2 separate regions of the Homo sapiens genome follow, and region 1 is linked to region 2. The links are chromatin loops, found by intact Hi-C in ENCODE. Cell type or tissue: A673. All regions are shown on one strand. Links, peaks and the distances in the headings refer to the core of each region. The heading gives the core; the rest is flanking DNA.

The links. Hi-C counts contacts between places; a loop is a spot of excess contacts. Peaks named below come from ENCODE experiments on the same cell type or tissue, not always from the same donor. Only the 100,000 strongest peaks of a DNase experiment are listed, where the experiment ranks them.
Region 1: it touches region 2 in a loop (5-fold over the local background); 2 of 110 quality-filtered maps call a loop at or near these places.

Annotation. Positions count from the first base shown.
Region 1 is chr9:2,040,831-2,056,562 of GRCh38, forward strand. SMARCA2 (SWI/SNF related BAF chromatin remodeling complex subunit ATPase 2) reads left to right here. Exons shown (of 34, transcript NM_003070.5): 5 at 6,399-6,654; 6 at 13,767-13,893. Among named protein-coding and RNA genes, the nearest start is that of SMARCA2, 33 kb to the left of the region's middle. RefSeq lists an enhancer at 2,520-2,749. In A673, for the core only: no CTCF peak of the experiment used is centred there; no DNase peak of the experiment used is centred there.
Region 2 is chr9:1,986,781-2,002,512 of GRCh38, forward strand. No RefSeq gene overlaps it. Among named protein-coding and RNA genes, the nearest start is that of SMARCA2, 21 kb to the right of the region's middle. In A673, for the core only: no CTCF peak of the experiment used is centred there; a DNase peak (open chromatin) is centred at 8,491; H3K27ac peaks cover 1,224 bases.

The DNA of each region.
Region 1 (15,732 bases), core at 3,407-11,406, 54 kb after region 2:
CATTGATAGACTTCAGAGGTGCAGGGGACTGTGAAGTGATCTTCCATGAAGGTTGTTTTCTCTAGGAAGCGTTTTGTTAAAGAACTGGAAAAGCAGAGATTGTATGGGTCTACTCTAATGAAAACTTTGGATTCTAGGGAATGAGGTACTTCCTTGACGTTGATACCATTTCCTCTGAGTGGTTTCCATTCATTTAGGCAAGTTCTGACATGCAGGTTGTTGCAAACAGCTAGTTTGGGATATTGGTACTGTTCCTGGGTTTTGGGCCTTATACCATGGGAGAGAGTTCAGATTAGTATTTTTTCATTAATATTCTGCCTATTGAGTTTGTATACGTTTATTTTCTGGTAGAGGCAGCTCCAAGAGTAGGCCTACCTAAGAGATATCCTCATCTTATTAATTGTTATAGCCTTAAGAATGGATGTCTTAGTAAGTCTGAGCTGCTGTAATGAAAGGTCATTGACTGGGTGGCTTAAAAACAGCAAATTTATTTCTTACAGCTCTGAATGCTGGGAATTCCAACCTCAAAACACCAGCAGATTCAGTGTCTGGTGAGGGCCTGCTTCCTGATTCATAGATGGCTTCCTTCTCACTGTGTCCTCACATGGCAGAAGAGACAAGGCAGCTCTCTGGAGCCTCTTTTACAAGGGCATGAATCCCAATTATGAGGACTCTACTCTCATGAAATAGTCACCTCCCAAAGACCCCACCTTCTAATACCATCTCCCTGGGAATTAGGATTTTAACATATGAATTTTGAGGGGACCATAAACTTTCAGACCATGGCAGTGGGTTTTAAAAGGGCAAGAAAGTATCATTTCATCTCCAGAATTTCTGTGTGGCTACCATGGAGGCATTTGGTAGGTGGAGGATCATAGAGAACTGAGATTTGGGAACAGGAAAGGTTATACAAGAAACTATGCAGAAAATGGCAGTTTGAATCCTAAAAGTATTTAGAGGTTTTAAAACTGCAAAACTCCAGCTCTTGAGAATGCAGCCAGATAGAAGAAAAAAGCACGTATGTATATGTGTGTGTGGCTTATCCTCCCTGAGTGCCTGCTGGCCTACTCATGTGCCATTCTCAGTGATAAGTCCTTTGCATGTGTCACACAACTAATGATGGAGAGTCGGGATTCAGACCCCAGGAATTTGACTTAAGATCTCATGTTCTTAACCACTTTCCCATACTGGCTCCTTCATGGCAAAAAGGCTCATGACAAGGAAAAAAACCTATCACAAAGTCTGTGTACCAAGATGCAAGCATTGTACTTCTGTGTGTAAAGAGACAGTATCTGCACACCTTACTTAGATCCTTTTCCCTCTTACTCTGAGACACAATATCAACAAAATTGGTAATCTTTATATCCCATGTCTCAGTATGTGAAGAGTATTAACTAGGAGAATTTCAAGTAGAGGCCAGCTGGTAACTACCAGCTACATGAAAGGCTGATGGAGAGGAGGGATCAGAACTTGAACTCCCAAAAGGTAGTAGTCTGGGATGATGTGTTCTGGGTATGATCTGCTATACCTCACAGTTGGTCCTGGGATATCATCTTGTCACAGACATCACCAAGCATTGGTATTTTTAAGAACGAGCTAGACTCAGTAATAAAAGATTCGAAGATATCAGTTAAGAATGTAGGAAGCAGAATGATTTGTTTGAGAAACCTTTTTCATCCAAGGTTAAAATAATGTAACTGAACACAGTAGTAAAATTTAAAGGATGAAGTTCCATTTATCTGGATACCTGTACACAATAAATGCTTCATGTCCTAATCAACCCAATCCTGAGTGCCTTTTCTGGATCATTTTCAGGAGAGGGCTCTATTTTTTTTTTTTTTTTAACCTGGCTCCGGTACCTACATCTTTCGTCATCAGGTGCCTGTCATTAAAGGGAATTCACTTTATTACTCACTGCTCATGTCTTTTTAAATTTTCAATAGTCGGAGCTTCATTAGAAATGACAATATTTGGGCAGGTAGGGTTTTATGGAAGAGTGGAAAGGAGACGTGAATGAAGGAGGAAAGAAGATATCTCCTTCAAATAGAATGAGCCCATTTCTGTCACTGAGAGGGCACTGCCATTTGACAGCATTGCTGAACTTGTCCCCACATCTCAGGTTTCATTAGAGAAACAGATAACTTTACTTGCCAAAAATAATTTTTTTTTTAGATTGGCTTTTAGAAAAGATAAAATAAGGCATGATTTTCTTGTTAAAGTTCATATTAGTCTATTTATTGTTTATCTCCTTTTTATAAAATAAATTACTTTTAAACACCCCTGCTAATATTTCAGGATATTATTCACTTACGTAGAGGTAGTTGTGTTCCCATTTTGCTTCTGTTCCATTTCCTGGTGTTATTCATGTGTGAAGAGAATCTTTTTGGCTGGGTTGGCCTGCCTCAAAGCTGCTCCAAACTTATAATTCACCAAAAGTGACATCATCCCAGCCACCACCAAAGAATTATGATTGGAGTCGAGGCATTGCCCATGGAACACATAACTCTGCAGTGGTTTCCCCTACAAAATGTCAGCCACTCTTACGATGGAATGTGCCCTTGCCTGCTGTGGGCACCGCTCAAATCTAACCCATCATTTTTCTTTTCATTTTGATTCACTTTTCCTTTCAGAGATTCAAACAAAAAGAAAAATGGGAACTGAAAAAATTTGGGGTTTTTGAGGGGTGAGGGAGAGACCTTATGGTAGAAAATAAAGTGTTTTTTTTGATATCTGAAATTTTATATGCTCAATTTAAATGTTTTATTGCGTTTGTTTTTTCCAACCTGTGGAAACCCCTTAAATTCTTACTGAATGCATAGATCTTTTATTTGCATGAATGTCCTGTATGCCGGAAGACTAAGTGGGAGCACTGAATGCTTTGAAGTTCTGTGCCTGTGAGACTTGGGTATTTTAATACATTGTTACCCTATTGCATCAAATCACGCCTAGGGATGCATTCAATAAAGACTGCCCCCTCCCCGCTTAGCTGCGCTGGGACTCCCTTCTGGAGGGCCAGAGTTTCTACTTTGTTTCTACTTTGACTCCTAAAATGAGGACTGAAGGGAAAGCAGATGGCATTTTGTACCTCTGACAATGAAGCCTAAATTGTTTACGTTGGAGAGGGAGTGGGAGATAAGCTAAAGAATGTGATTTGTCTTCCATTTGAAGATACCAGGGAAAAGTCTTGTCAAGTAGCAGGCCACCGGTGTCTAGTGTAGAGGAGACGATTTCTGTCGATAGAGAGCAAAGCCAGCCAGGCAAACGAACCCGTAAGCCGCCTGAGGGACAGACAGGCATAAAACCTAATGAATGGGTAGGTAGACTTTGGGCAAGGCTAATTGCAGCAAGCTGTGTTCAGTTCCCCGGCCTCTGTTAAGTAGTCATTTTTATACAATCTGTCGGAGGGAAGAGGAAATAGACCCACACGGTAAATGAACTTGTGGTGTTTAGCTAGGAAGTGGAGTTTGCTCTAAGTAGCTCTGGTAGCAGACTCCAGGGAGCACATGGCAGGCGGACTCATCTGAGTATCTGTGCTGAGGAGTTGTGTTAAACTGTTGAAACACTTAGAAATTGCTATAGAAAAAGAGTACTCCCAAAGTTGCCAGCTAATATGGTACCGAATTTCCTGAAAGACCTTTCTTTTGCCATGTGGTTTTTCTATAAAGCTGAGTCAATTAGGCTTCTTTATCTCCCTGTCCTTGGCAATAAAACGACAAAAGCCGAGGGTTGAACAGGTAGACACTGTTATCTCACTGAATCTTCACCGCTGCCCTATGAGGTGGCTATTGTTACTCTCCCCATTCTATAGATGAGGACACTGAGCCACAGATTGGTTGAGTAACTTGCTCAGGCTCACACAACTAGCAGGTGATAACAGCTGAGGTGAAAGAACATTTTTTCTGGGAAGATACAGGGTGTTTAAAGGTACCTGTTTAGTGCACAGCAAGTTGCAGTACTTTTAAATTGGAGACTGGAATATGTAAGTAGATGTTTGAATCTCTCTCTGTCTTTCAGTGTTACAGGTGAATCAACAAAATTAGAATATCTTTCTATTTAGTGACTGAAGAAGGCGGTCCATGCATATATCAGATCTAGTTTGGAGTCACAGACTAGATTCTGGACCAGAGATGAAAGATATGCTTTGGGTACCTCTTTTTGATTAAATGTAGTTTTTAAAATAGTGACTTGACTATACCTCAAGGAGTCTTCATAATCTTCTGCATGGGTATTTATAGGCAATAATGCTAAAGAAGACAGTGCCAGTACAAGTGAAATGATAACATGATTGCAGTGTTACGGCTTTTGTTGATGAATTATTTGAACTGGGAGGAAAAACACTTTGAGAACTAAATTTAAAGTAATTCTTCCGATATTATCAGTAAGACCTAAAGATGGTTGCTTTTAGAGGACCTAAATGTATTAAATTCCTGATTTAGCATGCTTATAGCAAGGCTTCAAATATGTTTAATTCTACCAGCTTCTTGAGCTTCTTAAGGAGAGTCATAGAATCATAGGGAATTAAAATGAATGTTAGAAATCTGTATCTCCTCTGACTTGACTGGATCACACCTAGAGCAACCCAAATGAAAAATGTACCTTGTTTTAAAGCTCTCCAGGGAAAAATATTCTAAAACTTCCCCTGATAACTTACTCCAATGCATAGTAACCCTGAGACTTAATATTTACAAATTGGTTTCTTATATATGGATGAAAGGAACTCTAAATGTATCGTATTATAAAAGGTATGCATTACATAAAGGACCTTTTATACAGGAAAAAAAGTATTTAGATGAAAAAACTTCTTAATTATGGAGGTACATCTACAATACCTAAAATTAAAAATAAAATGAAGTGCATTTTCCTCCTAAGATTTTCTCATCAACCCCGAGAACCACTGCTGGAAATTACCTGAAGAAGAAATCTTACCTTGCTCTGTATCTTTAGGAAATGTTTTACCTAATTTTAGAAGGAGGGGAAAAGAACGATAACATCACAGACACACACACACACACACACACACACACACACGACACAAACACAGGCACACACTGTAGTTTCCTAAGCAGTTTGTTCTAATTCTTCACATCCCCCTGTCAAAATGTTTGCTTATAGCTTTCTTTGTATTGTCATTTAAGCCCATTTCTAATTGGTGATTGTTGGAAATTGAATAAATGTGTTCAGTTTTTCATAATGTATGTCGTTGTATGGTTAATTATTAAATCGCTCTGAAGTATGTAGACTATTATTTTTGTTACCATTTAATAGCTATTTTTTCTTAGAAAGGATTTAGAAAAAATTGGAAAAATGCTCTGGACTTTAACATCTGCTTACTGAGATTCTTTTAAAAAAATTTAACTCATCTGGTAGCATCACTAAAATTATAATTTTAAGGCAACTGAAAATTCATCTAGGAGAAGAAATGGAACACTTAAAAATTTAAGTCTGTACCTAGTAATTAACTTAAACTCCTGAAGTTCAATGCGGAAAATTATTTTAAATTAACTTAATCAATGCACTTTGACAAGCTTTCAGATTACATATTGTTTTATTCTGGTAACATGGGATAATGCTCCCTTGAATCCTAATATTTGCCAATTTTTATTAGGTGGAATGAGCAGATTTTTTTTGGCTAACAATGAATGTTTTAAGAAGTGTTTTCTAATATGTAGTAAGAAAAAATTTAAGTTCCCAGACTTCACTGATTAAACCTGAAATATGCTTTATAGGCCTTAAAAGAAAAAGTGTGTGCTCCTTGTAGTTCACATCAGAAGACTGATAAACTCGTTGCTCTGTTTGTAAAGCATGGGTTCTGACAGCAGGGCTCTTCCAGATTGCGATAGAGGTCTGTCCTAAAAGGGCTTCAGATTGGGATAGAGGTCTGTCCTAAAAGGGCTTGAGGTGCAATTTGCAAGATGTGATTTTAGGACCATACCCAAATTGCATCTGACTGTTGGGTGACTCCCTTTCTTTTCTGAACTCTCAATGCACCTGTAATTAAAAAAAGAAAAAGAAAGAAACCCATTGCAGAGCTACATTAAAAGCTGGCAGTAGTTTCCTTAATCAATTGTATTAAGTCACCGTCATTTTGGGATCATTTGCACCCGTGTTCGTTAGTGAATGCCATTTCCCGATGGGGATAGATGCCAGATTCTTTTTTCTTTCTGTGTCTTTTTCCTTCTCCGTTTTCTTTTTCCTTTTACCCCGTTCCCTGTCTTGCCCTCCTCTCCCTCCCTCCTCTTCCTTCTTGCCCTCCTTTTTTTTTTTTTCCTTCTCTTCCCTCAGGTGTTTAAGACACTTAATGGTCCCCAGCACTGGGCCCCGGGGGGCGGCGGGCAGGCCGGGTGTGGCCCGCGGGGCGCCGTCCCGCCCGAGCTGCCCATGTCGCTCTTGTCCCGCAGGCCCGGGGCCGGAGCTGAGCGGCCCGAGCACCCCGCAGAAGCTGCCGGTGCCCGCGCCCGGCGGCCGGCCCTCGCCCGCGCCCCCCGCAGCCGCGCAGCCGCCCGCGGCCGCAGTGCCCGGGCCCTCAGTGCCGCAGCCGGCCCCGGGGCAGCCCTCGCCCGTCCTCCAGCTGCAGCAGAAGCAGAGCCGCATCAGCCCCATCCAGAAACCGCAAGGCCTGGACCCCGTGGAAATTCTGCAAGAGCGGGAATACAGGTAACGCACCCCGCCAGCAAGGGGCCCCCTGCGGTGTGCTAGCACCTGCCGCCCAAGCCGAGGGGGGTGAGGCGCCTGCCTCCTTGGTTGGCCAAACTGTGATTTTCACCCGTGCGGTCGGAAAACTTTCATCCACTCCTGGGGCCTTCCCGGTGCTGAGGGGAGGCACCGGGGTTTTGAAGATCAAAAGCCGACGGGGACTTCCTGTGGACCCGAGAGAGTGATCATCTCACACTGCGACTGTGGAATACACTGTCCGTGTTTGTGCTTGTGCGGTTCGGTGATGACGGAGGGGCTGGGACGCTGAGTGTGTTGCGCTGGCCTGATTTTCATGTTAACTGTACGTTTCTACTAAAGCATCCTTCGGTAGCTTGGTATAATCTTTGTTTTAATTCACGTGTGTCTATGCAGTGATCCAGCCTTATGGGTATACCCTGTGCGAGTGTCTTTATACAAGGTCTATACTTAAATCATTAGTCCAGAAGCTTAATTTTTACCTGATTCAGCCATTTAGCAGAATCAGGGGTTTTGGTAAACTCTTCCTGTAAAGAGCCAGATAGTCAATGTTTTATGCACTCTGGGGCCATACCGTCTCTGTCACAACTCACCTCTACCCTTGCAGTGTGAAAACAGCTGCAGACAATAATGGGCTGGCTGCCTTTCGGTAAACTTTACAAAAACAGGCTGGAGGCAGAATTTGGCCTGCAGGCTGTGTTTACGAGACCCCTGATGTAAATGGTTAATGTCAACCCAAAAGGGAGTCCGGCAAGTATTAAGTCAAGATAAAATGAAGCTAAGGTTGTGGATTCTGGAGTCTGCCAGAAAGCATACTGTGTCATCAGTAACTTCTTACCGTGGCGAAGTTATGTCTCTTTTCTGTGACTCAGTTTCCTCCTAGGCTAAAAGAAGATACCTCTCATAGTGTTGGGAAGATAAAATGATACTGAAACATTCAATAAATAATACCTATTATTATTTCCCAAAGACTTTAATTTTAAGGAAAATTAGAGTTTAAAAATTATAGAGAATGTTGGTAAACAGTGTCTGGGCTTCCTTTTAAAAGGTTACCTTAATCTTTATTGAAAAGCACATCACTCATTTCTTATCAGACTAAAATACTAAGTTACCAGCCTAGAGAGGTAATCTGAAAGAAATCAGAATAACTTGCCATTAGATGTGTTTATTTTTTTGGATGAAGAATATAACTTTATTCTCATCACTATTAATAATCATCTGTTAAGAGATTTTATATTGCTATTTCCACCATTTCATGTATTCCCAGAGAGCTAGATACTCATTGTCAATTGATATTTCAGTGCTGATAGGCAGATTCTGCTGGGTGAATAATTGCTGTGTGTTATAAAGTCAAATACTAGCATATTCCTCTATTCATGTGCAATAGACTAATGTGCAGTACATTCTGTATGTTACTGTTGAGTTTTTAAAAAGCTAAAAGTATTGGAAAAAGTCAGTAATAGAATAGAGAAATACAATGTGGATGCTCTAAAATTCTGACTTCCTAAGAGCTGATATTTTTTTTCCTACCCTAGGAAAGGAAAAAGCTCTGTACAAGCTCCCTAGTTAAAACATTTTTTTTTTCCATTTGAATTACCAGTACCTTTGTTAAACTATGTGAACTACCCTTAGAAGAGAGATGCTTTCTATAGCTAGAAATTTTTACATATGTCTAGACTTCTTTCCCTTATTCAGCCTGGTATGTGTGTGTGCACAAGTGTGTTTTAACTTTTTATTTTGCTAACTCCTAAATGTTCTTAATCATTTTTTCTGGAATTTTCATTGCAGGACTTTCTTGTAATAAGTTTATTTTAGGAACTTTTTTGGAGATTACCTTAGTGGATGGTCTTCCAAAGTGCACAGTATTAAGTAGTACTATTTGGCCTATTCCAATGTGTAAAAAGCTTTTGTTCTGCCCTCCTATGTCAATAAAAAATGCTGTCAGTATCTTTTAAATTACATGCATTACAAAATGTGGAGAATGGCAATTTTTCATAGTATTATTATTGCTTTATAAATGCCTACTCTTTTGTAAAGCCATGTGGCTTTTGAAACGACTGATCTGGACAACCCTGAATCCAGAAAGGTCATGGGTCCTTTGGTCTGAATTTTCTCATGGCCACCTGGAGAAGAAGCACAGTTTGGTGGTGACAGCATTATGGGGCATGTTTTGTATTCTTTGGTTACAGAGCAATAGCTCTCTTCTGCCTATTTGAAGGTAAGTTGTTCAACTGCAGAGATTAAATTTATCCCTTAAAAGGGTTAAATGAAGTCCCTTAGGCACTTGCAAAAGACAACAAATGAACCATTTTTTTTCTTCTTTTGACCCTTTGTGACAGAATGGCTTACCAGCCTTTAGCATTGATAACTGTTAGGATCCAGTTCATCTTTATCATCCGATCAAAGATTAGAGAGGGGTCTAAAAAACCTCTTTTACAATTTGATAAACTTAGTTTCAGCAAAAATCATCTGTCAGAAATTCTTGAACAGATGTTAATTTCTTTGGGTCTTGTAATATCATTTACCTTGTCTATGAAATTTGACAGGAAGTTTTCAGCATCTTAAATTTTTTTAACGTTTAAGTCAGTTGGCTGCTTTTCCTTGTTCATCATAAAATCAGAACGTTGACAAATTGACCTTCTTTTTCATTCATAGCATAAATAAATGTCTGCCTATGAGCACTTTGCTGCAGCTCTGTACAAGCTCTCTAGTTCAAACATTTTTCCCACTTAAATTGGATCCTTTCTTTTTGACCATCTTTCTCTTATAATGGAACTTTATTACTTCCATAGTAAGTGTCAGAGAGATGTTTCCCTGTACTGCTTTTTTTTTTTCTTTTTTTTCTTTTTGGCACACTTTTGATGCCTTCTCATTGTGCCTAACTTCGCTTTCTTCTATTTAGAGTTAGATGTCTGATCAAAAGTACCTCAGGAATCATCACATTGGCATGTAAACTAATTCCACACATGTTTGCCTGGAAGATGTATTTCACACTTGAAGGGGTTTATTTGGGAAGAACATGTCTGAATTATATCAGCCCTCTTCGGAATAAAGTCAGACTTTAGTATGAAAAGAGCGGTATATCCTCTTTGTGTCAGGAAGCAGGCATAGGCTGCTTACCTGTGATTTTTTTTTTTTTTTGACCTGCCCTTGTCGCCATTGCAATCCTGAAAATTCCTTCTCAAAAATTACCAGTAGCTGCTTTACCAGCAGAGTTACAAAAAGTCACACACGCTCTCTTTTTAAAGTGTCACTCAGCTCCTTGAAGGAACAAAATGTACCAGTGTCATTTTCTGTTCAGATAACTCTCCTACAGGAATCATAAACTTCTCCTCTGGACCTGAACAAGTATCTGTTGCATTTAATGCAACTCTTTTTCTTGCCAGAACAGTAACCCCTCGTGATTTACTGTTCAATCTGTATGAAAAACCTGTGTGACCTAATTCTGCATCAATTTTCTGTACTCGTGAGGACGCTAAATGAGTCCCCTGCAGTTATGCAGTATTACATCTTGTTGTTGTTTGGGGAAGTTTAGAATCCTGAATCTCTTTATCGGACTACCTGCTGAATCTCACTGATGGGGAGATGAAATTGTCTGGAGAGGAACATTATTTAAAATGAAGATTTCTATTAACAACAACAACATCAACAAAGATATAATCTTCTGTGTTAAAGAAGCCCCTCCTGTACCTTTGCTTCTTCCCCACCATGTGCTGAATCAAATGCATATAATTTTACTATGGAGTCTACCTTTCCTCTTCTCCTAGAGTTTGCGCTTTGTACTTCTTGCCTCCCTTCCAGAAAAGGGATTCTTTTGTGCCAGGGAATCAGATTCACTGACAAATAACTGGGCTCCTTGGAGAAGGAGTCATTTCAGGGAGAGGTGCACCCCCCTCGCTCCCACTCTCTCTCTCCAGTGCCTAAGTCACACAGTGCCCCATCTCCCCGGGGTTCCCACCCCCCATCTCCTCATTTCCGCTCCACTTCCCTGCTTCCCACCTCCCAGTTCAATGTGATGTAATCTCTACCCTATCACCCCAGTTATCTGACGATTACTTATTTAGTCCTAGTTCCATGGTTGTTTGGAAGATTAAGTAGGAATTCCTCTAATTTGGCATCTGACCCACTTTGTCAAAGAGAGTAAATCAGAATACCAAGGGATAGTTTGAGTTCTAGGATATTCAAATAAGAAAGATCTGCAAGGAATCTAGAACCAAGGATGCGGAATAACCAAATCATTGGCCATGGGCTCACGCCACTATAATACTTAATTTTCCTTTGGTATGGCCTTAACCTGTGAAAGTAAAGTTGTCTCAGTTTTATTTTTTCCCTTTAAATTATATATTTCAAAAAAAATCAATAGTGGATTTTTTTCTTTACATCTTAATTGTTAAGATGCATCATCTGTTGCTGTATCCAGAGATTTGGGGCTACATAGATGTTGTAGAAAATGAGTAAATGAAGTAGATGTCTGTTTCATATAGTGAAAATTAAAAACCACGGTAATAATCTCACGAGTATCACTAGTACAAGGAATGTGGAAGAAAGTTGGGAGAATTTGAACAATTTTGCCAAAAGAGTAAAATGATGAGTTTATTATTGTTGCATGAAATACAAAACTTTCAGTCTTTTGAATGATTAAACCACTTAAAAATGCTATTGTTTGTGTTGGTATGCATAGTTAATAGCACGGGCCAGGCATGGTGGCTCATGCCTGTAATCCCAGCACTTCGGGAGGCCGATGCCTGCGGATCACCTGAGGTCAGGAGTTTGAGACCAGCCTGGCCAACATGGCAAAACCCCGTCTCTACTAAAAATACAAAAATTAGCTGGGCGTGGTGGCACGTGCCTATAGCCCCAGCTACATGGGAGGCTGAGAGGCAGGAGAATCGCTTGAACCTGGGAGGCGGAGGTTGCAGTGAGCAGAGATAGTGCCACTGCACTCCAGCCTGGCCGACAGAGCGAGACTCCATCTCAAACAAACAAAGAAAAAACAATAACGACAGCACGGTAGCAGTGATAATATTAACACATTATGATGACAAATCATTTAATAAATTAGAACGAATAACGTGCGTATAGCAAATAAAACAAGAATCAGTCTTAGATACTATTTTTAGTGAAGTCCCTGAAAAATAGTTTTCCTTACCACCATTTTTAAATTTTTAAAAATGATGACATTTTATTTCCCTTCCAAACTAAGCAACTGTAGGTTTTTTAAAAAATCACTCATTTTGATATTTGGGCTATATGAAGTATTAGATCTTCTACAGCATTTAGGTCCAGGAGGTTTCACTTTTTCACGTTAATGAAAATGATGGCTGTCGTCATCAGCATCTTGGCAAGGAAGACAAATGGTCTGGTTGCCTTAGGACAGAACCAGAAGTTAGAAAGAAAAAAGTCTGTCCTCCCAGCTCTGTACTCTGGCAACATCATCATGTTTGGAAAAAACTGTAATATTCATTTTTTAAGACAATTTCGACTTTTATTTTAGATTGAGGGGATTCATGAATAGGTTTCTTAACATGGGTATGTTGCATGATGCTGAGGTTTGGGGTGCAGTTGATCCCATCATTCAGCTAATGAGCATAGTACCTAAAAGTTTTTCATCCCTTCCTGCGCTCCCTCCCTCCCCCGTCTAGTAGTCCCCAGTGTGTATTGTTGCCATCTTTATGTCCATGAATACCCAGTGTTTAGCTGCCACTTAAAAGTGAGAACATGCGGTATTTGGTTTTCTGTTCCGGCATTAATTTGCTTAGGATAATGGCCTCCAGCTGCATCCATGTTGCTGCAAAGGACATGATTTGGTTCTTTTTTATGGCTGTGCATAATTTTTAACAGAATTCTTAATTTTCAGCTTTTATAGTTGAGGTCCAGGAAGGTTCTCGGAAAGTGTATCTTAATTATCTATCATTTTATTGCAGTGGTTTTGGTATCAGGCAAATTGAGGTTCCAATCTTGGCCCCCTTCTTTACTAGCTCTGTGGTATCTCCAGGTGTCTTCAGTTTTCCTCATCAGCAAAATGGGACCATTATAACTTTTACCTTACAGAGGCGTGTCTGTGTGTGTAAGAGAGAGACAATTAAATAACATTGTACATTAAAGGCACTTAGTGCTGTTAATATTAGCCTACTTTAACTTATTACTTATTATTATTCTTTCTTTGTTGAAATCTAGTTCAGTACAGTTTGCCTCAGATTTAGGGGATGTAGTTCTAAAAATAGTCTTAAATGGCATATAATTATTTTGTCAGAATAGGATTCAGGTGAACTCTAAAACCAGCAGTTTATATATCTAACAGTAATAGTATCCCAAGTGAATGGCTAAAGTCAGAGGTCTTTTATTTTCTACTCTGCCTTTATTATGAAGAAGTACATGCAGTTATATTTTTGATGGTGTGTAAAACGAGAATCCTCAACATCCTTTTCTAGAAACTCTTGGTTTTTGAGTACTATTTACTGCTGGCCCTGATTTTTTTAAAACAGCCTCATTTGTATTTTCTTTTCTCAAGCAAGCTCTGCTCACAGAGGAAGTGGTTGTGGCTGGCAGAGCGCTTTCTGAATGTTTAGGGTTGGCTGATTTCTGTGGCATCAGCACCTAAAACTGTTCTTGCTCACTGCGCTTTAATGGCTGTCGTCATCAGCATCTTGGCAAAGAAGACAAATGGTCTGGTTGCCTTAGGACAGAACTAGAAGTTCGGAAGAAAAAAGTCTGTGCTCTCAGCTCTGCATTCTGTCTGGCTGGGAGTTAGAAAGCTTGTCAATTGGTTCTGTCTCTTATATTCTCTCTCTGCTAAGAGTGAGCAAGGACATTTGACTTCCCCACTAGATGCAGGGTGAACCTTCTTTCCCTAGTGTTAGATAGAGGTTATGGAGGAAGCCACATTGTTAAGTAACATATACCTGTCTGCATTAATGCAAAGGTAGCTTTTCTCTGCTTAACATCAAAAATTCTAGTTGGGTGTTAGAGATCAACTATCAGTATCTGGAATATGTTTTGCCCCGGACTTAAACCTAATGTCATTGTTTATCATTTAAGATTAAATTGTAATGTGTTTTTCCCCTGCCCCCTTTTCCCCATTTTATTGTTTCCTTTAGACTTCAGGCCCGCATAGCTCATAGGATACAAGAACTGGAAAATCTGCCTGGCTCTTTGCCACCAGATTTAAGAACCAAAGCAACCGTGGAACTAAAAGCACTTCGGTTACTCAATTTCCAGCGTCAGGTAATACATTTTCCCCAGTGAATCTGAGATGTAGGAAATAAATGTAATTGTTCCTAAAGTGTTATCTGTGTTGCCTTTAGTCTATTCAATATTGTTACAAAGATATAAAGATATAAATATAGTAAAATAGTGAATCTTTTAGACCAACAGCTTACAACTAAAAATGATGAAGATGAACTGCTTATTATTCTGGTTTTCTCTTCTGTATATGGGAAAGAGTTTTTCCTCCTGTACTATGGGTTACAAAGTCAGAGTTATGGCGTTTTGTTACCATGGATGAAAAACCTTGGGAACAAGTGGGGTAGCTCATGTTTGCTTTTATGACTCCAAGGAAAAACCAGAAGGTAGTGGATTGGAGCTTCTTTGTAAGCACAGATGTAAAGTGCTTGCCACGACTGTGAAAATAATTTTAACAAATATGGTAGCCACGCTACTGAATTAGTGGTTCATCATTTATAGAAATACATAAAGCAATGTCTTATAGCTTATTTATTCACCGATGTCTAAGTTTGGAGTGTTTGATCACATCAGGCTCATGTATTGACTAATCAGTAAATTATCTGCTCTTGTAGTTTACAGCAGTTATTAAAAGCCAGTATAATGACCTATTTTCTGATTTCTAAATTAGTAAGAGACAAGTGGAATGAGTTAGAGCTAATTTTCACTTTGGCGAGTTTTGCCTTGTGGACTGAAAAGGTTCAAGTTTGCTAGTCCGCAGATTGCCTCACTAACCCAAAGGGGATAAGGAACGTTTCATTGTTAGTCAGATGGGTTTGTTTTGTTAAAGTCTGGAACATGCGAAATGAATAATTAATGAGTCAAAGTAGTTTGGAAGTATTGACTTGGTTTGTTGGAGGATGTGACTAAAATCACAGGCCACTCCAGTTGCTATTGTGGTAGGAATTTGGGTGTATATTTGCCTTACCGGCTATAATCTCACAGATGGACATTAGTGGTGGGTAGGTGCTACTTGGCTCTTGGTTTGTGAGAGTAGATTTCAGCTTAAATTTTAAAAAGAAAAGGGAAAATTCTCTGAGTTCTGTTTACTTCTTTCTTATTGGTGACCTCATAAGATGAATTAATAAAGTGCTGGATAAAATCTTACTAAATGAATATTAACCAAGTATATTTTCCGGAATATGTTTATGTTCAAATTAGCGTTGCCATGACGGACTCTTATTGATTTCTGATTTTTGTTTGATATTATTTTAAAAATCTGTTATTTATGAAGCTTCCTAATTAAATTAACTGTAACTAATGATATTTCAGATGCAGTGGAATGATTATTTAATGTGTATTCTCCAGTCCCTACCCCCTACCACCACATAACATGCAATACAGATAAAAGTATTACATTTGTGATCTGAAATAAGTTCATGATATAATATAAAATGTAGATCTCTTGGAAAGAAGATCATTATTGGAGTGGGAAGAAGCCAAAACTCATATTTCCCATCCTTTGTATGAGACTATGAATTAACGTTGTTTGAGTACCTGCTGCTACCACACGTGAAAGTAATTCTTTTATTCTTTTTTTGGAGCATCATTAAAATTAATCTTTAAACACAAAGAGAATGTTAACATGACACTTAAAACAAAGCGGAAAATTTAAAAAGCTTATTTAGCTAATTGGTATCATTAGAATAATTAGAGAAAATGAAGTTATTTAAAAGGCAAGACAACATCTTTTCTTTCTTTTACTGTTACAGTACTATAATTGCTTTTGATTTGAATTATTTGGGGAGAAAAATCTTGTACCGTTCTTGAAAATATTGCATACATTTGGCATGATTTTAGTTCCTTCATTTAATACAAACCAAAGGTGATTGAGAAGCTTGT
Region 2 (15,732 bases), core at 3,691-11,690:
AGTTCACTGTAGATATATGAATTTGTTTCTGAGTTCTCCAGTCTGTTCCACTGATCTAGGTGACTGTTTTTATGTCAGTACCATGCTGTTTTGGTTACTATAGCTCTGTAGAGTAATTTGAAGTCAGGTAATGTTATTCCTCCAATCTTGCTCCTTTTGCTGAAGATAGCTTTGGCTATTCTGGGTCTTTTGTGGTTCCATATAAATTTTAAGGTTGTTTTTTCTTTTTCTGTGAAGAATGTCATGAGTATTTTGACAGGAATTGCATTGAATCTGTAGATTCTTTGGACAGTATGGACATTTTGACAATATTGACTCTTCCAATTCATGAAAATGAAGTATCTTTCCATTTTTTGTGTGTCCTTTTTAATTTCTTTCATTGGTGTCTTATAGTTTTCATTGTAGAGAACTTTCACTTCTTTGGTTAATTCCTAGGAATTTAATTTTATTTGTAGCTATTGTAAATGCTACAAATGCTTTCTTGATTTACTTTTTCTTTCTTGATTTTTTTTCAGATTGTTTGCTGTTGGCATATAGAAATGTTACTGATTTTTGTCTGCTGATTTTGTATACTGCAACTTTACTGAATTTATCAGCTCTAATATTTCTTCAATGGAATGTTTAGGTTTTTCCAAATATACGATCACGTTATCTGCAAACAGAGATAATTTGACTTCTCTTTAGGGTAGAGTTTTAGATGTTAAACTGTGGTAGGGACAAGATCCCCCCAAAAGTGAATAAAGACGGACAGTAAGACACTGACATTTAAAAGGAGGGCAAACAAACAGAAACCAACCAAGGCACTGGATGAGGAGCAGCCAGTGAGGAAGGAGGTAAGCCAGGTGAAAGAGAAAATAGACAAAGCCAGAGCTCCAAGAATGGAAGAAGAGTCAGAATAATAACAACACTTATTCCATTGGGTTAGAAGGTGAAGCAAGACTGTCTCTGCAGTGATACGGGTAGAGCCAGGTTAGAATGGATCAGAGTGAGTGGATGATGTGGAATCATAGATAGCAAATTTAGGTTGCACTTTCTAAAAAAATTAGTTATCAAAGGAAGAGGCATGAGGGTGCTAAATAAATGGGTTACTAAAGGGGTTTCTTCCTTAATGAAAAGGATGAACATATTCTTAGCTAATGGAGAATAACCAATGGGACACAGAAGTTAAGAAAAGAACACTGATAATGCAAATTTCCTAAGGAGACAAGGTAGAATAATTTCCATCGCACCAGTGGATGGGCTGGTCTTTGATAGGAAAATTGTGTTTTGCTAGAAATGAGGACAAAGAAAAACTGGATGCAGACACAGGTGGGCTTATGGGTGAATGGACAGGGAAATGAAAGAAGCTGCTCCTGATAGCTGAGAGTCCCTAAATTAGAAGCAGGGTCATCCCAAAAAAGAGAAGATTGAGAGTTTTGAAGAGTGGAGAAAGTTTAGAACAGCAGCTGAGGGAAATGGGAGAAGCACATGTAATAGGACTGCTGAGTGACATTGAAGGCACAACTGAGATTAGTTTCACTCCAGATTTATGATCTCCATCCTATATGGTTATGATTTTTCTTTTTCCTTCAGCACAGCAGTGCTCAAGGAATGTTTACAGCTAAGGAGGCTCCATGGAGGATTGCCTGAAGGACATGAAGTCCATCCATCTCTCCAGATAGTTTAGATTATATCTCAAGATCAAGGTAAACCATCAAACTAAATACTTGAGCCATATTGTTTTGGCCCCTTTTACTATTACTCACTTTTACTGAATTGCATTTTGGCATGGGGCCTTGGCTCACATTGAGGGGCCCAACAAGAAACAGCCATAGCCCTCTCAGCCTTGTTAGCATCATGGAGCCTGTTCAAAAGGACAGGCACTGGCCTCGGTACCATTTATGTTCCATTCATGAGGGCACAAAGAGCCATTTCTTTTTTTTTTTTTTTTTTGAGACGGAGTCTTGCTCTGTCGCCCAGGCTGGAGTGCAGTGGTGTGATCTCAGCTCACTGCAACCTCTGCTTCCCGGGTTCAAGTGATTCTCCTGCCTCAGCCTCCTGAGTAGCTGGGACTACAGGTGCGTGCCACCACGCCTGGCTAATGTTTTGTATTTTTAGTAGAGACGGGGTTTCACCATGTTAGCCAGGATGGTCTCGATCTCATGATCCACCCACCTCGGCCTCCAAAGTGCTGGGATTACAGGCATGAGCCACCGTGTCCGGCCCAGAGCCATTTCTTTTAGACCCAAATGCCAGGAAACAATTGGTTTTGCGTGAGCAATGGCAATGTGTTTGCTTGTTTGTATGGTCTTGAAGCCAGAATGCATGGTTTCAAATTCAGCATCCATCATCTATTAGTTGGTTGATCTTGAGCCTGTTAACTTCTCTATGCTTCAGTTTCTTCATCTATAAATTAGCAAAAATAACAGTACCTGCTCCATATGGATGCAGTGAGAATTAAATGACACAATCAGTGTAAAACTGTTTAGCATTATGTCTGGAAAATCATAAGTCCTTAATACATATTAGTTATTATTATTATCTTACAACTGATATTTTTTGTTTTATTTTTGTGTTTTGCCTTCATCTTCAGTGTGGTGTGCCTTTGCATGTATTAGTTTCCCTCTGGTTTCCACTTAATATTATTTTCCATTTGTTCTTTAACTACACTTCACTTATTTTTCATCTGATATTCACCTGGCATGGTTTGGGAATGAGGCTGAATATAACAAAGTAAACAAAAGATCTTAAACCAGTCAATAACTATAAAGATTATTCTGTCTATTTTTGTCCTAGAAATAGTTTCAAAGATAGTAAAATGAACTTTCTTATACCACATTTGTATATGGAAATGAAAGTTTCCTTGAAGTCCATTTCACTTGATATTGACATTTCTTACAATCACTCTTGATCAGGCCCCTACAGGGACTCGGCCCTGACTCAGTATTTGCTCAAATACTTCTCACTGTGAATAAATAACATGTTACTTTAATTGGAGAGAGGGACAGATTATTGTAGCTTGAGAAGTAGCCAAATTTTGCAGGGGAATGAGGGCTGGATTTGAGGGTCAACGAACCTAGGTGTAGACACCAACTCTGCCACCAGCTCTTTGCCATTGGAACTCTCTGGCCTCAGTTCTTTTATCTGCTAAGTAGGGTTAACAATATTGATCTCACAGTGTGATTGTGAGAAATAAAGAAGAGGTTCTGCAAAAATAGTTGAATCTGCATCCAGTGCAGGCAGTAGCATTCAAGCAATCATTCACATTTGTACTTGAAAAATAAGGCCAAATGGCCAGGCGCGGTGGCTCACGCCTGATGCCTGCAATCCCAGCACTTTGGGAGGCCAAGGCGGGCGGGTCACAAGGTCAAGAGATCAAGACCATCCTGGCCAACATGGTAAAAACCCATCTTTACTAAAAATACAAAGATTAGCTGGGCATGGTGGTGCATGCCTATAGTCCCAGCTGCTTGGGAGGCTGAGGTAGGAGAATCACTTGAACCCAGGAGGCAGAGGCTGCAGTGAGCTGAGATCACACCACTGCACTCCAGCCTGGGCAACAGAGAGAGATTCCGTCTCAAAAAAAAAAAAAAAAAAAAGAAAAAAGAAAGAAAAATAGGGCCAAATGATTCAGTCTTCTTAACTGTGTTCAAAGGCAACTTGAACATACTTAACTTATTGAGCTATTTGAAATATGGATAGCAGCCATTTAGGAATATTTAGTCAAAAGTCAATTTAAAAAAAGCTTTAATTCCCTTTTAAGAATATTCAGGAAATTTCATCTTGGTATCAGATTATCAGCTTGGCCTGCAATGTCACAGGAGAAACAAGCAAAATATCCCAGATTGCATTCTCTGCTTTTAACTAAATAAATAATTGGAAAAACCCCTGATATACAAATAAGTCTGCTTTATTTCCTGGCAGACTTGTTTTGTTTTTCTTATTGTTATTGTTGCTGGTTTTGTTGCTGCATAAACCAGTAAGCACACGCAGATGAAAGGAAGCCTTTGTTTTGTTTTAACTGAAGGTACGTGGGCATGGGATGGCTTATCCCAGGTGTTAACAGCAAAAGGGTTTAGGCCAATTCTTTAAGGAAATAGAAGCACTTACTTTCCTAAACCCCTCCCACCTTTCAGGACCGAAGTTGAAAACCAGACAATGTTGTGTTGGTGGGCCACTCCCTGCCGCCCCACAGAACACCCAGAGAAATCAGTGCTGGATAGCAAAAAAAGAGCCCAGCTACAATGGTTGGTCTTCAAAGGGGTTCATTTATTATATTGCTCAGTGCCCCACAGAGTTGCTCCAAGCTCATAACTGCCACTGATTTCAAAGAGAGCTCTGAACTTGCATACGCTCCACAAGGCACGGCGCAGGATGAGAAATAGGCTGAGTGGCTTTAAGCCATGTTCAGACATTTTTTAATGTTCATAAATGTCTTTGGCACCATCACTTTCACATAGAAACCCACTTACCTCCTACCGCAAAGTGTGAAATAAAGCCACTTTCAAGCCTGGGTAGGGGATGGTCTGGAAATTGAGCTAAATCTTAAAACTGCATGAAGACTGAAAATAGGATTCACAAACTGGAGCTCAGCTCTCACCAAACCCTTTCCAAGGTCGGGTCACTGTGACACTCTGCTCTGTTAGATACCATCAGTGCTACCCTTGAAGGGTTAACACAGGGAACCGTGGTCATCTCAGTAGCTTCCAAATGACCCTGGGATGAAACTGAATGCCCTTAGCTCTAACACATCAAAAAATAGGTGGTCTACTGAAGGAGGGAAGCACTGTCTCAATTGAGGCTTGATTGGGATTCACCTGACACAGCCCTGGGAAATCTCGAGTTAGGGATTGGCATTTCTTACCACACTTCTCTGCCTTTGGAGATGCTGAAGGTTACCCAGGGTGTTTGTGGGAGATGAGGACCATCAGAGGTGCTCTCTCTCCCTGAATGCCTGCAGAAAGATTAGCCATCTTTCCCAGTTTTATTCCTGTGGTTGTCTGGTCACCAAGACAAGAGAAAAAGAGATCCCTTAGATACTCAGCAGTCGCTTTGTATACTCCAGGAAGCTCTCTGGTAAGTAAGTCTCCAGAGAGCCCCTTGCATGGCTCCATGAGCACCTTGCTTTTGGAAGAGGCACAGAAAAAAAAATGTGTCCTATTCATGTTCACTGCTAAATAAACATTAATTAAGTCTTGGGCCATATATTATATTGATTCCCATCTTTACTGAAAACAGAAAGTTATTTATTTGAGAGAAAAGTAGTTAACTGATTTCCAGAATTCCAGGGATGCGCTCTGGAAAAACGAAACCACACAGTCCCTTCTCTAAAGGTCTTTAATAAAATGTTGCTAAAGCATTTATCTACTATAAATCCTATCTATTTATTCCTTTAACAGATATTTACTAAGCACCTGCTATGCGCAGATGCAATTCCAATTGCTGGGATACAGTGGTGAACAGGGCAAAAAAAATTCCCTGCTCTCTGAGTTTGTGTCTGACTGGGGAAGACAGATGATTACAAAATAAGTAAGAAAACTTCAGAGTTTCTGACAAGTGCTAGGGAGAACATGAGCAGGAGTGAGGGCTCATGTCAGGACAGGGTGAAAGAGGGTGCAATTTGAGACTGGGTGATGTGGTGAGGTATCATTTGAATAAAGGATCCTGAGGGGAATTTATCTTTAAATGCTTGTCTTTTTTCGGTTAGTGTAAATATTAGTAGAAAGTGACTGAGGATTACCTCTGAAGTCTTTTTGAAACTTAGAAGGTAAAGCCAGCTTGCCAAAAATGATGAGAAGACAATGTAGCCCTGCTCTTGGATCCTGGTACCACTTGCCTGTGCAGTGGCACAATCATGAAGTTGAGTTCCATGGAAAAAGGAAGGGTACTTGGTATCATGTTGTGCACACAGTGAGTGCTCAGTAACTGCTGTTCACTCGTAGATAAGGTCCGTGGTCTTGGATTCAGATCTAAAAGTAATGTTTTTGACAAAAATACTTTCTCCATATTTTTGTATCTCTTCCAGGGGTCTTTGAGTAGATATAGCATACCAGCAGTCCCCAACCCGTTTGGCACCAGGGACCAACGAGTTTTGTGGAAGACAGTTTTTCCATGGACCGGGATGGCAGGGTGGGGATGGTTTCGGGATGAAACTGTTCCACCTCAGATCATCCAGCATTGGTTAGATTCTCATAAGGAGTGAACAACCTAGATCCCTCACATGTGCAGTTCACAATAGGGTTTGCACTCCTATGGGAATCTAATGCCGCTGCTGATCCTACAGGAAGTGGTGCTCAGGTGGTAATGCTTGCTCACCTGCAGCTCCCCTCCTGATGTGCAGCCTGGTTCCTAACAGGCCACCGACCAGTACTGGTTCGTGACCTGGGGACTGGGGACCCCTGATAGAGACAGATGAGACATCACAGATAGTTTCTGGAATTTATCAAGCCATATCTATCCACAATACCATCCCTAAATTCCCCCATCATCGATGTAAATATCTTTAATCTGTCTTTATTTATGACTGTCCTCAAATATTCAATGTAATATGTTAATGGGCTGTCTTCATTTCTTCTATCACATTCCCTTTTCTCTAAGAGGAGACATCCATCTGTACCATTAAACACTGTGCATTTTTATCCTCTCACCCTTCCTTCCTCCTTCCCTTTATCCCGCCTTTTCTTCTTTCCAATATCTATGTTGTACAAAGCATGGTATATTCCATAGGCCCCATCTTAACTGCACTAAAAAATTAATTATTGAACAGGTACTGCTAGAAGCACTGAAAAGAAGAGCATGGAAAGTGACTCAAGGTGAAGGGAGGATATATCATTTCCTTCTGTCTTTTGTCACCATTGTTGAGATGGCAGCTACTACCCATCATATTTGCTAAAGGGGAATAGTGATTACCAAACTCCTCCTGGTTTTAAGGGTGAAGTTAAAGTAACTGGGATAAAATAAAATAAATTAATTATTGAACAGGTACTGCTAGAAGCACTGAAAAGAAGAATGAAAGGATGTGAAAGTCAGTAGTGTTACATATGAGAGAAAATACATATTAGAGAAAATATGTAACTCTACTGACTTTCACATCCTTTCATTCTAAGTCGAATACCGTATGTGAATACTGCTATTAATGGCATTCCCTTCTATCTGTTGTACCCAAGAGTCTACAGGTCCTTTTTACATGTATAATATCTCATATAATCCTCTAAATCTTTGTTTCTCAAATGTGGTCCTCAAACCAGCAGCACTAGCATTTCCTGGGAGTTATTGGAAATGCAGAATCTCAGGCTCCGCTGCAAGCCTCCTGAACCAGATTGCATTACAACAAGGTCTTCAGGTGCTTTGTGCACACATAGAAGTTTGATAATCTCGGCTTCCAGTCAACCTGAAAGGCAATTAAAAATTCCCTTTCACGTTTTACAGATTAAACACACACACACAAAAAACTCAGTTTCAGAGATGTTTAATTAGCAAGTAGGTAACAGGACGTGGAGTCAAAGGCCAATATTCTTTCCACCACCCTATGCCCCCTCTTTGGATGCTACTAGAAAAAAACTACCGCATACCTCCTTTGGGGTCTGACGTCACTGAGGCCAGTATTTCGTAAGTAGCATTTACACAATAATTATAGCCTGATATTGTCCCCTGGTGGTAAGTAGGCCGATGCTAATCTCTTGCTGGATCATACATTCCTTATATAGGCTATTCTTGTCACCTGTTGCCTAAAAGGCCTCAGGTTAATTACATGAAACAAGTTTCATATTTAGAATGTTATCCAGTTTTCTGTAATTACTTACCAAAGAACATTTCACTGGTTAACAGTTTTTGAGGTTTCCATTGCAAATTTTCTTTCCTAAGCAGACTTTTAAGTGATCTATCTGACCACCTTAAAATGAAAGGGAAAGGCAACTAACGTGTCACACGCATTTCCTTGTGTACCAAGCTTGGTGCTTTGTATGTGTTGTCTCTTGATCTTTACAGAGACTTATCCATTTTACAGATGTGGAAGTCGAGATTCAAAGATGACACAGGTAGCAATGCTGGCCATGAAGCTAAAGTGTCATACCGTGCTGGCCTCTTCCTAAAAGTGAGTCTTGCCTGAATTAGCATGGAAAGTGACTCAAGGTGAAGGGAGGATATATCGTTTCCTTCTGTCTTTTGTCACCATTGTTGAGATGGCAGCTACTACCCATCATATTTGCTAAAGGGGAAAAGTGACTACCAAACTCCTCCTGGTTTTAAAGGTGAAGTTAAGTAACTGGGATAAAGTAAAAACAGAGAGGAACCAACTAGAAGGATACAAACTGAGTATGCAGAATCACCCAAAAAGGATTAATCAGCAGAGGAATGTTGCTGGCTAATATTCTTTGAGAATTCCATATCAACACCATATACATTGGCTAAAATCCAGACATATAATCTAAGCAAGGCCCTCTAAACTGGTGAGTTTTAAATTCCTTATGTTTAACAGAGAAGCAGCAGGAGGCCGCCTTATTCTTTAAGAAAGAGGAGGAATGAATAGATTCCTCAAGCTGATAGAGCTGAGAAAGGCATCTCCTAGGCTCTTGCATCACTTATGTTAATATGCAGGTCCTCAGAACTGCAGCTTTCTCATGAACATTGTACTGGAAAGTTCTCCTGTTACTCTCTGGGAATCTGCAGACAGTTCATGTGGAAGTCTCTCTCCCAGTCTGAAAGAATTAAATAGAATATTATAATTACTCAGAGTTTAATATATGCTACAACTGTTTTTGCCGGCTTGGCGTTTAAAGATGCAAATGTTCCAATCGCTTCTAGAAACATGACATTATAAAAGGGACTACCGTAATTAGGAATAAAAACTGTTCAGTCCTCATTAACCAGAAAAGCAGTTTCTAAACCCAGGGAGGCTCTACTTTTATTCCAAGAAAAGTCAGGAAGATGGCGCCGCAAGAGCCTAATAATGATTTTGGGTCAACTTGTGCTCACTGCAGTTGACTAGGATCCATGTGAAATGATTTTTAAAAGGCAATGAACAACAAATACTTCTAACAGAAGAAAACTAATCAGAGAAAAGCCTGAAGAATAATCTTAAGCACACTCTTCTTTAAAGTTTCACTATTATTTTATTCTTGATTGCCCAAATTCATTCAGCCTTAATGCATTGTTAAAGAGCCTGTCCTATTAGCCAAGGATGTTATGGTAACTGGTTGTAAGGCTACTGTTCTCCTCGTTACAACATCTGACTAGAAAAGTGCTTTCTTAATTGAGGCTGAGAGTGATAATTCCCTGGTGACTCAAAATAGTTAAGGAGTGTGTATAAAACTGAGCACAGGCTAGTCTCGAAGATGATGGCAGCCTTTACTTTGGTTCTTTAATCTCCGCATCCATTTCTGTCCTGCCAGAACTGTCTACACTGAGGCCTCACTGTGGCATTAGTCACGGTAAGAGCCAAATGTGTTCTTAGCCTGTGCCTTTTTAATACCTGTCGAAGGGAATTTGGTCACTGAAATCACAAGTGAGCCATGTTATAAGGTGTTTAACTGTGAGGCAGTCTCCCACACAGGAGGAAGGCAAGAACATTTGGAAGGAATGTGATTTATTTATGTTTTCTGCACAGGTACTTGTGACGTGTCTGCTTCTGAGAAAAGCAACGTCCGTAGATTGCAGATAGATAGCACATTATCTAGCCCTCATTCTTTCTTTTAGCTGAAGTTCTTATCACCTATGTTTCAAAACCTAATTAAGCGATGGTTCATTCATAACTAAAGGATGCTGGACAGGAACTAGGCTCCAGTCTCTTCTTTGTCAATAACGAGCGCTGTGGCTCTCAGCAAACTAGCTCTCCAGTGGGACTCTGTTGCTTTGTCTTGTAATAATAACAGTTCTATTTATTAAAGTTTTTCTCTGCAGTAGGGGCTTTAATAAGCACTTTAACTAGATTATTTCATTTAAACCTCATAATAACCCAATGGGTAGGTTCTATTTTAGCCTCCGTTCGGCAGATGAGGGAGTTGAGGCATAGAAAGCTGAAGAGTTTGTCCAAAGTGACACGACTTGGACATGAAAGAGCCAGGATTTGGTTACGTTTCTGCTGAACCTAGAGACTGCATGTTTATCTTATTGCCAGAATACTCCACCCAAGAATTTGTGGGGCAGGGAGATTTTCCTGCCCCACAAATTCTTAATTGTACTTAGAAATGAGTTGGCTTCACTCATGTAGCATGTCTATGCTGCCATATGTAATTTGATTTTTTTAATTTTTTTAATTTTTCTTCTTGTTTTCCCAACCAGAGTAAAATGTCCAGATGAGTTAGTGGAAAGACTACTTCCTATAGGATAATGAGTGAGGTTATCTGCCCTTATAAATTCCTTCCTTTATAAATAGAGATAATAATGCCTGGCTTATAGTGTTTTGATGCTTTAAGTACAAAATGGCTATAAGATGGATAGCAGCACTATATAAAGAGAATTTGTTTCTCGTATTTTAAAATATCAGCTCTCTTGGGAAAGACTCCTTCTTAAACAATGTATTTGCCAGGTCATGTCGTGTTGTGAGATGCTAAAGTAGAAGCATTGATCATTACTTTGTGGTTTTTCAATTTAGAAAATAATTCTTAAACACGCTCTTATTTATCTTTGCACTATTAATTAACGTAACAGGAAGAACAGTTTAATGGTGAATGTGAAACCTTTATTGAGTATCTAAATTTGTCCTAGATGTTAGCTTATTGAATTTTCACCATTGCTCTATGAGAAAAATGTGAGAAAACCGAGACTCAGAGATGTTAGGTAACTTCCACAGGACATACAGCTTTTTGTTGAGAACTGGCACTGAGTCAGAGTTTTATTTCTCTCCAGAGACCAGTTTCCACCATGTCATATTGAAGATAGGAATATTCTTTAAGATTTTTGTGCTTAAATATCTGTGTGTGTATTGTTCATGTACCATTTTACTAAAATATGCAACTGAATAGCCAACATTTTCATCATAAATATTATGATGATAAAATATTATAACTTAAAATCATAAAAGTACATATTGGAAAAGACCTTAAAATCAGCAAGCTCAACAAGTGATTCATTGCTTTTCCAGCTGGTGCTTGGACATTGCCTGCGATGTAGAACTCACTGCCTCAGGGACAAACAATTTCATCTTTAACATTTACAGAGTATTACCACTAGACTGTCCATCAGGGATCTCAAATGTAACATGTTCAATACTTAATTCGTAAAGTTGTTTCATAATTTTGTTTCTAGTTAATTGAGGAGCTGGGCTTACCAGAAAAGAGCAGGCAGTAATGAGGATAACATTATTCCATCAATAATTAACCACAGATTATATTTTAAGCATTCATTTTTATTTTATTACTAAGGCCAAAGAAAGAGGTCAGTAAAAATTGTTACCTTATCTCCTTGGGATTTTCCAAGATCACCTTGTTAGAGCTTAATGCTCCATTTATGTTAGAAGACAATTGCGTCAGTCAGAGTTCCAAGCAAAAAGCAGCTGGTACATTCAAAAGGGTTTGAGGCATGTTAATGAAGGGACATTTACAAAGGTGTGGGCAGAGTTCAGGGAAATTAACAGAGTAGTTGTTCACCACTGCAAGCATTTCAAGGATATCAATGGTGGAGAACCATCAGCAGCTGTAGGCATGAGAGAGTGAGAAAGGAGCAGGTATCAGAACCCAGGGCAAGTGATGATACAAAATGACACCCCATCCCCTGCCTCCAGAAAAACTGTGGCCTCGGGAGGAGGCATGCTGCCTGGAAGCTCAACCAGGAGAACAGATACCCTGACCCCACTGTCTCCACCACCCGCAGAGCTCCTGTTGGTGGCTGAGTTCTCGCTGCTACTAATTGGAAGACAGAAGACAAGATTCCTTAGTAACACAGCCCAGGACACAGTATTACATGTCGTCCAATACATTACCTGAGTCTTTTCTCTTCCTACTCCTCTCTGGACACTTATCCCTACCATATTCTCCCATTTCTATCTCCCAAATCAGCAACAGGAAGGCTAACTAGTTTGAAAGTAGCCTTAGATAATGAAGAGAAATAATAATCCTACAGATCTAGGAGGTTTTGCCATGTGACAATGTTAGCATGTATCTCTTGGATTGAACAAATTAATTCTAAAAGAAATTTTACGACCTTTCTTCCATATTTTTGTATCATAATTAGCAGACCAAACTGGCTGATATGCATGTATAAATTTTATACGCATACCAATGTGTATTAGAGACTATTTAGTGTTCACACATCAAATAAACTTTTTTCTTTTGCTCTGATTCCTTTCTGAGACTTATCTAACTATTCGTTGTTAAAGCCTTTATTAAGCTTTAAACACTGGTAATGTAAGTTCTAATCTCTGAATTACTAGCCTAATTGCTTTATCCCTATCCTCAATATCTTCAAAGCCTTGCCTTTTGGGAATTATGTCTTGACTAAAAGTTCTCTGAGACTAAAATTTTCTGAGCAAGCAGTCTCAGAACCAGATTTTCCAATGGGATCTGTTTACATCATTGAAGATGAGAGGTCTGATGAACAGAATTTATATCAGATAAGCCACGTACATTGTGAGAAAAAAGGACATCCTTTATTTTATTGTAGAACCCTTGAGATGGAGTTGACACAACTTGAAAGACAAGTTCAAATAAACTTTTGGACCCATTTTTCTTGAATGTTGATGTGACAGTCTCTTCATAGGTGTTTTGAGCTTGAGATAGCTTTTCAATTCATTTAAATCACATATTGGTTTACCCCACTGTGCACATTACAACAGATCTGACAGTGAAACATCAGTTAAAACCGACACACCTTGGTGATAAGAATGACAGATTTTTATGCGCATGAGCAGAATGAGGGCAATGTTTTGTCTTAAAAAACAGCTAAGGCATCAGCAAGTTAGGCAGTGAGGTCTTCAGAGTTTCCTAATTCTCTAACATGTGTTTATTTTTACCCCTTGATGTTAGCAGTGTGGCAGGTACACTGAGAAATAAGCCTTTTAAAGTCATATACTTTATTCAAGTATTTATTGAACCTCTTCTTTGAGGCAAACGTGGCAACAGAGGTGGGACATGAAATTGGAAATAAAACATCATCCCTCTCCTTAAAGAACTGGTAGTTTAGATAGGTGACAGTGTCACAACAAAATGAGGGGAACTTCTGGAAGCAGAATGTTGTCAGAGACTCTGTTCCAATGGCGTCTTTTTATTTGTTTAGTGCCATAGCCACTAAGCAGGCAAGGACCCATGAGACAGTAGGTGAGAAGGTACTGGGGTTATACATGTGCCATGGGCTTAGCAAATCACGACTATTGTGACTACCAATTGGTCCTGTCTCAGAAGTAGTATTACATGCATCTCATTCTCCCATCCTCATGATACTGTGTGGTCCGGATCCTCATTAGTTCTCAGGTTGAGCAGTTGCAACTGACCGCTATCCAGCTTCCTGGTTTAATACTCAAGATTACCTTCTATTTACTCTTCTTAAATCTATTCTCTGCCACCCCTGGAATAATCTTTGTAAAATGTGAATCTGGTAGTCACATTTCCCTTTTTAAATGGCTTTACAATTTCCCATGTCCACCAAGATAAAGTCCGAACTTGCCAATGAGCTCCACGGTGATCTGATTCCTATAGACTGCTCCAACACCTTCCCATGGCCTTTCCATGGATCCTGCCATAGTGACCTAAGGGTTCACCAAACTCAACTTCTGCTTCATGCTTTAATGCCTCCATGTCTCTGTGCATGGTGTTGGTCTGCCTGGGCCAGACTTCCCCTTTCCTTTTTTAACTGTACTCCTGTTCTAGAGGTCTAGCTCAAGTTCTCCCCATCTCTATCACCACCTCTCAAAAACACCATCATCTATTCCTGCAAACGCTTCCTAACTTCTACTTCACTCCCCATCCACTCTTGCCCCTTCCAGTCCATTCTTGACTGCTAGGATAAAGATAACCATTATCCATCCCTACTCCTATCACCCATAGGATAAAGAGCAATATCCTTATCAGGGCCTATGTAGGAGGCCCTACCAGGCCCTGCTTGTCTCTCCAGCCTCATCTCCTCTTTGTGCAGCTTGCTCCAACCACAACTACCTTATATTGCATGTCCTTGAATGCCCTTGAATGTCATATTTCCTCTGCCATAGGCTTTGCACATGCTGATCTCTCTTCTCAGATTGCTTGCCCACCTCTCCTACCCATTCCACAGATCTCAGCTCAAAAATTGCTCCGAGAGGCCGGGCGCGGTGGCTCACGCCTGTAATCCCAGCACTTTGGGAGGCCGAGGCGGGCGGATCACGAGGTCAGGAGATCGAGACCATCCCGGCTAAAACGGTGAAACCCCGTCTCTACTAAAAATACAAAAAATTAGCCGGGCGTAGTGGCGGGCGCCTGTAGTCCCAGCTACTTGGGAGGCTGAGGCAGGAGAATGGCGTGAACCCGGGAGGCGGAGCTTGCAGCGAGCCGAGATCCCGCCACTGCACTCCAGCCTGGGCGACAGAGCGAGACTCCGTCTCAAAAAAAAAAAAAAAAAAAAAAAAGAAAAAAAAATTGCTCCGAGAAGCAAGCCTTCTCTGAACCTTAGTCTAGACTAAGTTTCTTTACTCTGCATTTTCATAGAAAGTATTTCTTTACTTCATAGAATTCACCTCAGTCTGCAGTTGGTTGATGACTTGGTTAGTGTCTATCTCCATCCCAAAATCGTTTCATGAAAGATGAACAGCATCTGTTTTTGTCTATCACTGAATTCCTAGCCTAGCACAGTGCCAGTCACAAAAGGGGCACTCAAAAAATTTTTAAACAATGGATCAATCAGTCCACTAAGGCTCTTGCTCAGTTGCTTCATTTGAAAAGCCTTGATACCATCATCACCACTATCATCTTATATACCTTCTTTGGAAAAATGTCTATTCAATTTCTTTGCCTATTTTTTAAGTGGGTTGTTTTTATCTTTTTGTTGTTGAGTAGTAAGCATTCTTTTATATTCTGGATACTAGGCTCTTATCAGATATATGATTTGCAAGTATTGTCTCCTATTCTGTGCACTCTCTTTTCACTTTCTTGATAGTGTCCTTTGAAGCACAAAAACGTTTAATTTTGATGAAGTTCCATTTATTCCTTTTTTCTTTTGTTGCTTGTGCTTTTTGTGTCATACGTAAGAAACCATTGCCAAATACAAGATCATGAAAATTTACCCCTATGTTTTTGATCCATAAAGTTCTTTTGACTTTTAAAATTCTATAAGATAAGTCAATACTGGTCGCCTATTACACACAAAGAACTATTGGGATTTCAGGGGAAACTGGATATTGGAGACTCAAGCATCAGAATGGATAAGGCATCATTTTAGTGTTAGAATCAGATCCCAAGATGGAAACTTCAGAAATGCCAGGATGTGCAGGATGTGATTGAGTTATATGTAGACAAAGAGATTTGGGATAGAAGTGTTTAAATATAGAGTCCAAGGTAACTTAACAGACCTCTAATTAAAACAATGAAAGCAAAATTCCGAAATACATAAAGGCAAATAATAAGCTCTGAAGAAAACTGGAAAAAGTCTGACAAATTCCAAGCCTTGCTTGAACTAAAGAACACAATGCTATTTGTGTAGAGGGAAAATGTTAACAAATGCTACATAAAGTTGTGGCCTGAATATAGAAAAAGCCATCCTAGATAGTTCAGGAAAAGGAAAAAACTTAGTTTCTAATTTAGCTCTAAGCAAGATAAGAGAAAGACTTGCCTGATACATAGTAAATGCTAAGTA